Regions from separate parts of the Homo sapiens genome. Here region 1 is linked to region 2. The links are chromatin contacts, found by Hi-C in ENCODE. All regions are on one chromosome and are shown on one strand. Each heading gives the region's core, a stretch centred on a gene start or an enhancer-like site at or near the end of the contact. The rest is flanking DNA. Distances are from core to core; before and after follow the strand shown. Region 1 holds the start of PLAAT3 (phospholipase A and acyltransferase 3). Region 2 holds the start of CHRM1-AS1 (CHRM1 antisense RNA 1).

Evidence for each region. A loop is a pair of places that touch in the nucleus more often than their neighbours do. Pooled maps may share reads with other maps.
Region 1: a loop to region 2 is called in a map of endothelial cell of umbilical vein, with 2.6 times the contacts of the local background. The contact joins the promoter of PLAAT3 here to the promoter of CHRM1-AS1 in region 2. A Hi-C loop is called at or near these places in 2 of 168 maps with a recorded cell type or tissue (chondrocyte and endothelial cell of umbilical vein) and 2 of 50 pooled maps.

The regions. Positions count from the first base shown.
Region 1 is chr11:63,613,002-63,616,968 of GRCh38, forward strand. It overlaps PLAAT3 (phospholipase A and acyltransferase 3), which reads right to left and starts at 1,432. Exons shown (of 5, transcript NM_001128203.2): 1 at 1,384-1,432; 2 at 999-1,067. The coding sequence starts at 1,013. LNCROPM (lncRNA regulator of PLAAT3 mediated phospholipid metabolism) reads left to right here and starts at 3,307. Exons shown (of 4, transcript NR_199012.1): 1 at 3,307-3,411. RefSeq lists silencers at 1,485-1,564, 1,585-1,644.
Region 2 is chr11:62,908,140-62,911,805 of GRCh38, forward strand. CHRM1-AS1 (CHRM1 antisense RNA 1) reads left to right here and starts at 1,268. Exons shown (of 3, transcript NR_199052.1): 1 at 1,268-1,476; 2 at 2,464-2,706. It overlaps CHRM1 (cholinergic receptor muscarinic 1), which reads right to left. Exons shown (of 2, transcript NM_000738.3): 2 at 540-3,039. The coding sequence starts at 2,961. The coding sequence ends at 1,579.

The DNA.
Region 1 (3,967 bases), core at 182-2,681, 710 kb after region 2:
CACCAGGCAAAACTCTTTATATGGACTGAGATAATAACAACAGTGAATTATGGTTGAGCACTCAAAATGTGTGCTAGGCATTGTTCTGGGCACTTTCTGAGTATTAAGTGATATAATCTTCACTCTGCGGCAGGGCTCGGTGGCTCACGCCTGTAATCCCAGCACTTTGCGAGACCGAGGCGGGCGGAGCACGAGGTCAGGAAGTCGAGACCATCCTGGCTAACACGGTGAAACCCCGTCTCCACTAAAAATACAAAAAATTAGCCAGGCGTAGTGGCGGGCGCCTGTACTCCCAGCTACTCGGTAGGCTGAGGCAGGAGAATCGCTTGAACCCGAGAGGCGGAGGTCGCAGTGAGCCGAGATCATGCCACTGCACTCCAGCCTGGGTGACAGAGCGAGACTCCGTCTCAAAAAATAAAAATAAAAATAAAAATAAATAAATAAAACAAAACCTTCACTCTGGGAAACAGTGGATTTGAACTTGATGAGAGTCTCACAACCAGATGCTCAACACTAGGAGGGTCCACCTCCAAATCCCATCCTCTGAATCCCTCTGCTGCGGTCCGGCCAGGCGGAAGGGGGGCAGTCGCCAAGCACAGTTAACGCTGGGACTCCGCTGGCAGGGCTGGTCATGGGATGAGTCAGCTGACATAGCCCCCAAGGCCTGTCCCGCTGTCCGGGTGTGGCTCCGGAGGGCAGCGCCAGATTTCTGCGGACAGACCTGCCCTGGCCACCTCCCTCCTGAGGGTCCCGCCTTCCGCTGGGCGCGTTTCAGGCAGGGCGCCCCCACACCGGCCCCCGGAAGGACGCGCCGAGACAACTCCCAACAGGTGCGCGCCGACCCGCAGCTGACACCGATGCCTCGCAGCTGACAGAGGTGCGGGCCCCACATCCTCGAGGCTCCTCTCTCGGAAGCAGTAATTCAGGCTCCGAGACAACGAGTCCCCACTAACAGGGGGCTCCCAGCCCCGCCCAGCCCCGCCTCGCCCCGCACTTACAATGGGCGCACGCATCTTCCCTCGCGGTGTGGACCCTCAAGGCCAGGCTCGATTTCGCTGCGTAGATGTCTGAGGCAGGGGGAGCAGGGATTTATTGTCATTAACAGGAAACTGCGTCTCCAGACCCCACGGGACTGCGGCTTCTGTTGGGCAGGGCGTGAGAGGCGCGCCTCGGACCCCAGGAACAACCACCTCGCTCCCTTTAACAACTTTCTCGCCGGGGCCCGGCGGGCGCCCAGGAGGCTGCAGGTGCCAGCGGGCGGCTCGGCAGGCTAGTCTACACCCGCCCTACCCAATTAGATCTCTTCCTCGCGGAAGGGGAGAAGCATCCCAGGCACCTCGCCCGGCCTTATCGCACCCTTCCAGGAAGACCCGATCCACCCACCTCGCGGTCTCGGAGGCAGCGCTGCAGCCCCAGCAATTGGACCGGGTCTAATGGCCGCGGTGGCCGGGCCGGCGTGAGGTCACCCGGCCCCTCCCCGCGCCGCCGGCTAATGAGAGCCTCGCAGAGCGCCCGGCCCCGGTCCCGAGCCCGGCGACTGCAGGACGCCCGCGCCCCCGGCACCGCCTCTTCCCGCCTCACCCATGCCCTGCGCGCCCAGCATCCAGGAGTCGCACACACTCGACCTCTGCACACACATCACACTGCAGGGCCATGATGGGTTTACTTTCGCCTTCACTCAAGAATGGGCTTATAGTTTAAAAACTGAAGGAGTTAAAAATATACCACCAAGGGCCGGGCGCGGTGGCTCACGCCTGTAATCTCAGCACTTTGGGAGGCCGAGGCGGGCAGATCACGAGGTCAAGAGATCGAGACCATGCTGGCTAACACGATGAAACCCCGTCTCTACTAAAAATGCAAAAAATTAGCCGGGCGTGGAGGCATGCGCCTGTAGTCCCAGCTACTCGGGAGGCTGAGGCAGGAGAATCACTTGAGCCCGGGAGGTGGGGGTTGCAGTGAGCCAAGATCGCGCCACTGCACTCTAGCCTGTGCAACAAAGCGAAACTCAGTCTCAAAATATATATATGTGTGTATATATATGTATATATATGTGTATATATATGTGTGTATATATGTGTGTATATATGTGTATATATGTGTATATATGTGTGTATATATGTGTGTATATATGTATATGTGTATATGTGTGTATATATGTGTATATATGTGTGTATATGTGTGTATATATATGTGTGTATATATGTGTGTATATATATGTGTATATATGTGTATATATGTGTATATATGTGTGTGTATATATATGTGTGTATATATGTGTATATATGTGTATATATATGTGTGTATATATGTGTGTATATATGTGTGTATATATGTGTGTATATATGTGTGTATATATATGTGTGCATATATATGTGTGTATATATATGTGTATATATGTGTGTATATGTGTGTGTGTGTGTGTGTGTGTGTATATACACACCACCATGGCATATTGGCTGTTTTGAATTAAAGGCATTTAAAACTCAGCAGGTGCAAGAAGACCCCTTTTCTGTGTCTTAAAAGCAGATGAAATTTCCATGTTGAAGGACACCTTCCTTATACTAGAAGAAAAAGCAACATCCTTATCCTCAAAGAGGAGATGTTGAGACGGAAAGAATTCTGTACAGACCTTGTTGAAATAACTTTTTTCATTTTTTACTTTTTGGGGTTTTTTGTTTTTTTTTTTTTGAGACAGTCTCACTCTGTCACCCAGGCTGGAGTGCAGTGGCTCTATCTCAGCTCACTGCAACCTCTGCCTTCCGGGCAAGCGATTCTCCTGCCTCAGCCTCCGGAGTAGTTGGGATTACAGACGTGCACCACCGCGCCCAGCTAATTTTTGTATTTTTAGTAGAGACAGGGTTTCAGCATGTTGACCATGCTGGTCACGAACTCCTGGCCCCAAATGACCCACCTGCCTCAGCCTCCGAAAGGGCTGGGATTACAGGCGTGAGCCACCACTCGGCCCATTTTTTACTTTTTAATTGACAAAAATTGCCACGTATTTGTCATGTACAACATGTTGTTTTGAAATATGTATACATTGTGGAATAACTAAATCGAGCTAATTAACATATGCATTACCTCACATACTTCTTTTGTGGTGAGAACACAAAACCTCTCCGTAATTTTCAAGAACATAGTACATTGTTATTTACTATAATCACCATGTTGTGCAATAGATCTGGTGAACTTATTCCTCTATTCCTCCTAACAGAAATTTTGTACCCTTTGACCAACATCTCCCTGACACCCCCCTGTTCCCCCCAACCGCCGTAACTGCCATTCTACTCCCTACTCGTGGGTTCCATTTTTTTAGATTCCATATATAAGTGAGATCACAAAGTATGTGTCTTTCTGTGCCTGGCTTATTTCACTGAACGTAATGTTCTCCAGGAAAATAACTGTTATCTGGTAAGCCTCCCCACATAATTTAGTTGCATCTTTTTAATTTTTATTTTTATTTAAATAGAGACAAGGTCTCAAACTCCTGGACTCAAGTGATCCTCCCTCCTTGGCCTCCCAAAGTGCTGAGATTACAGGCGTGAGCTACCGGGCCCCGCTCTTAGTTGCTTCATTACAACTTACTATTCTTTGTCCAATTCGGTGTAGAAGTAACTGACACCAACTACTTCTTTGGGTCTTCATTTCCTTATGAGGGCTCCTGTGTTGCAGGACGCAGAGGAGTAGAGAGACCAGTATAGGCCGGGCGCGGTGGCTCACGCCCGTAATCCCAGGACTTTGGGAGGCCGAGGCGGGTGGATCACGAGGTCAGGAGATCGAGACCATCCTGGCTAACACAGTGAAACCCCGTCTCTACTAAAAATACAAAAAATTAGCCGGGCGAGGTGGCGGGTGCCTGTAGTCCCAGCTACTCGGGAGGCTGAGGCAAGAGAATGGCGTGAACCCCGGGGGGCGGAGCCTGCAGTGAGCCGAGATCGCGCCACTGCACTTCAGCCTGGGCGACAGC
Region 2 (3,666 bases), core at 18-2,517:
GTTGGGCTTTGGGGACCCTTCACCAAAGAAGTGCCTTATAACCTGACCTGAGGGTCATCCTGATGGAGTGTTTTGGCCTAAATACTTTAGGCTGTCATCTACTCAGTCCAGAGGTCAGGAGGTTATGAATTGCCTGGAAGTCTGGGTGTTGCTCTGTGGGGTAACCCTGAACAATCCTCCTGGATCTCTGGGCCTTATCTCCTCATGTGTAAATGGGGGTTTGGAAGAGTTCTGTTCTCCCCGGGTATGGCAGAGCCAATAGAGAATATGCAGGGATGTGGGCAGGGTTGGTTTATTTCACCTAGCTGCCTCACTTCCAGAGGTCAGGTCTGCCTTTTATAGCCCCACTCACCTGAGCCAGGGACTCCACGGTGCTGGGGTCCCCAGGCTTTAGTAGATCCAACCATGCAGTGCTGGCCCTCCTAGAACCACTTTCACGGCCACGGCCCACATTCCAAAGTACTTGGGCCCTCCCTGCCCCATTCAGCCCTGGCCTGAGACCAAGGCCTTGAGCCAACACAGTTAGGAAGGCCCCTTAGTGCCCGCTGGTTATGTGGCTTTATTCACAGACTCAGCACTTGCTGAGGATGAAAGGAAAGAACATTTGGGGCCAGGCTGGGCCTGGAGATCCGGGTGGCTGGGAGGCCATGCATGGGTTGGATTGGGGAGCTCACAGGAGAGAACCTGCTGGCTGGGCCAGGCCTGTGTGGGGCAGGGCCGGAGGCAGGCAGCATGCGGGAGGCCTGGCTAGATCTGCATGGAGCAGATCCATCCAGGTGGTGGCTGTGAGCCAGGAGGGAGGGACTGAGGCTTCTCTGGGGCAGGGGGTATGGATTTGCGGCTGGATAGCAGGCACACTTGACTCCCACTCCCAGGAAAATGATATTGTAGGACAGTCAGGACACCTGGCTCCTGGTCCTGTTGCTGCCTCGGGACTTGATATGTGACTAGCCAAGCCGGACCCTTCCAGTGTCATTGTCTTGCTGATGCTTGGACATTTGCCTTGGAGTTGACCCACCTAGGGACCCTCTGAGGACATTTGTGGACAATCCTGGAGAGTATGCCTAGGGCCCAGGTGGGCGGGCTCTGCCTATGAAGCGAGGGGATTCCCCAGCTCCCTGTCATCTGGCTTTTCTCCCAGCGGCCAGTTCAGTTTCTGGCTGTGCCCCCCAGGGGGCACCATCTCACACCGCAATCTGGGCCGCTGCTGGGCCAAGGAATACTTAATGTTAAGCCTTCTTTCTCCTGGCCCGCCCTGCTGGCTCCTGACTTCCTGCCTAAAGGCAAACAAGGAGTCCAAAGCCCGGATCCTCCTCCCGGGCCTTCTTCCTGGTGAAGAGCGCATTCCCACCCAGCAGGGAACAGAAAAACCAGTTCCCCGGGTTTCCCTCCCTGCCTGGGAATAGCGAAGTCTGGAAAGTTGGCAGGGTCTCTCTGGGCTGCCCAGGAAGGTGACCCAGGGTCCTGGGAAGCCAGGTGAGGCCTGAGCAGGGCCCTGGGGCTGAGGATGCAGCCCCTGCCCTCTTCCCACCGGCCTTTCCCGGGGACTGGGGTGGAGGGATGCAGGAGAGGGGACTATCAGCATTGGCGGGAGGGAGTGCGGTGCACGGAGCCAGGGCGCTTGGGGATCTTGCGCCAGCGTCTCTTGTCCCAGCGGCAAAGCAGCAGCAGGCGAAAGGTGTCCCGGAAGGCTTTGTTGCAGAGTGCGTAGCACATGGGGTTGATGGTGCTGTTGACGTAGCACAGCCAGTAGCCCAGCTCCCACAGGGTCTCGGGAACACAGTCCTTGCAGAAGGTGGACACCAGCACCATGATGTTGTACGGTGTCCAGGTGAGGATGAAGGCCAGGAGGATGGCACTCAGGGTCCGAGCCGCCTTCTTCTCCTTGACCAGCGAGAAGGTCTTCCGCTTGGCCAGCTGCTCCTTTCCACGGGGCTTCTGGCCCTTGCCAGCTCGATCACGCCCTTTCTTAGTCGGCCTCTTGACTGTATTTGGGGAGCTCCGTGGGGGCTGCTTGGTGGGGGCCTGTGCCTCGGGGTCCACCATTGGCATCTTGATCACCACTTCGGAGCCAGGCTCCTCTCCCTCTGAGGATGTGAGGGACTCCATGGAGCCTTCGTCCTCTTCCTCTTCTTCCTTCCAGCTGTAGGCCTGCAGCAGCCTGGGGGCCCGGCAGCAGCGACAGCAGCGGCCTGGAGGAGTCTCTGGTGAGCCCTCAGCCCCTGGCTGAGACCTCTCTGAGCTGCTGCTGCTGCCACCCCCTTTGCCTGGCGTCTCGGAGCCCTGAAGGGCTGCCAGCTCCCGTGCTCGGTTCTCTGTCTCCCGGTAGATGCGCCAGTAGAGCGTGCACATGACTGTGACAGGGAGGTAGAAGGCAGCCATGGCTGTGCCAAAGGTGATGATGGGCTGGGAGAGGAACTGGATGTAGCACTGCCCAGCTAGCACTGTCCGCTCCCCTACCAGGTACTGCCAGAAGAGGATGGCTGGGGCCCAGAGCACAAAGGAAACCAGCCAGGCCAGGCCGATCATCAGAGCTGCCCGGCGGGGTGTGCGCTTGGCACGGTAGCTCAGGGGCCGAGTCACGGAGAAGTAGCGGTCAAAGCTGATGAGCAGCAGATTCATGACGGAGGCATTGCTGGCCACATAGTCCAGGGCCAGCCAGAGGTCACAAGCCAGCGTGCCCAGAGCCCAGTGGCCCATGAGCAGGTACGTGGTATAGAGGTTCATGGAGAAGGTACCGATGATGAGGTCAGCACAGGCCAGGCTCAGCAGGAAGTAGTTATTGACTGTCTTGAGCTCCGTGTTGACCTTGAAAGAGATGAGTACCAGCAGGTTGCCTGTCACTGTGGCTAGCGACAGGAGGCCCGTGGTGATCCCAATGAAGGCCACTTGCCAGGGACCCTTTCCTGGTGCCAGGACGGTGATGTTGGGGCTGACAGCAGGTGGGGCTGAAGTGTTCATGGTGGCTAGGTGGGGCTGGGGTTGGAGAGCCCCTTCCTCCAGGCACGCTACAGGGCTTCCTCAGGGGAAAGTCATCACCTGAAAAGAGAGGACATGGGCTTTGGTTGGGCCACTGGACATTTCTGATAGACCTTATTGGAAGATGCTAGGGATGTAATTCTTGCCCTTGCAGAGCTTCAGACCAGATAGCATCACCCTCCCTTACCGGTGCCCACTCATGGTCATTTATCATGCACTTTCCCAGCCATAAGTGGATTTGCCAGCAGCGTGGAGTGGCTTTGGGATCCAGGGATTTGAATCTTCATTCCAGTTTTACCTTTCAGACTCCAGGCCTCCATTTTCTTACTGGGAAATTACTACAAATTCCTATCTTACATAACTCGGGTTGCAGGAGTTGGGAAACTCACTTTGTATACAGTCCTGCCAAATTCTCAAAGCATTTCACTCAACTTTATTAAAGCCCTCACTTACTGAGTAGTCACTGCATGCCAGACACAGTACTAACCACCTAAATGAATTATCTAATTTAACTGCTGTACGTCTCTAGGAGAAAGGGCTCTTATTATGCCCATCTCACTGTGAGGGAACTGTGGCTCTGAGCAGCTGCAAGCCTTGGCCATGGTGACAGAGATAGTAAGTATGATAAGAACCCGCAAGAACAGAAATGTGTCCTAAAACAGGAAAGAAAGAAAAGAAGCCATTCTC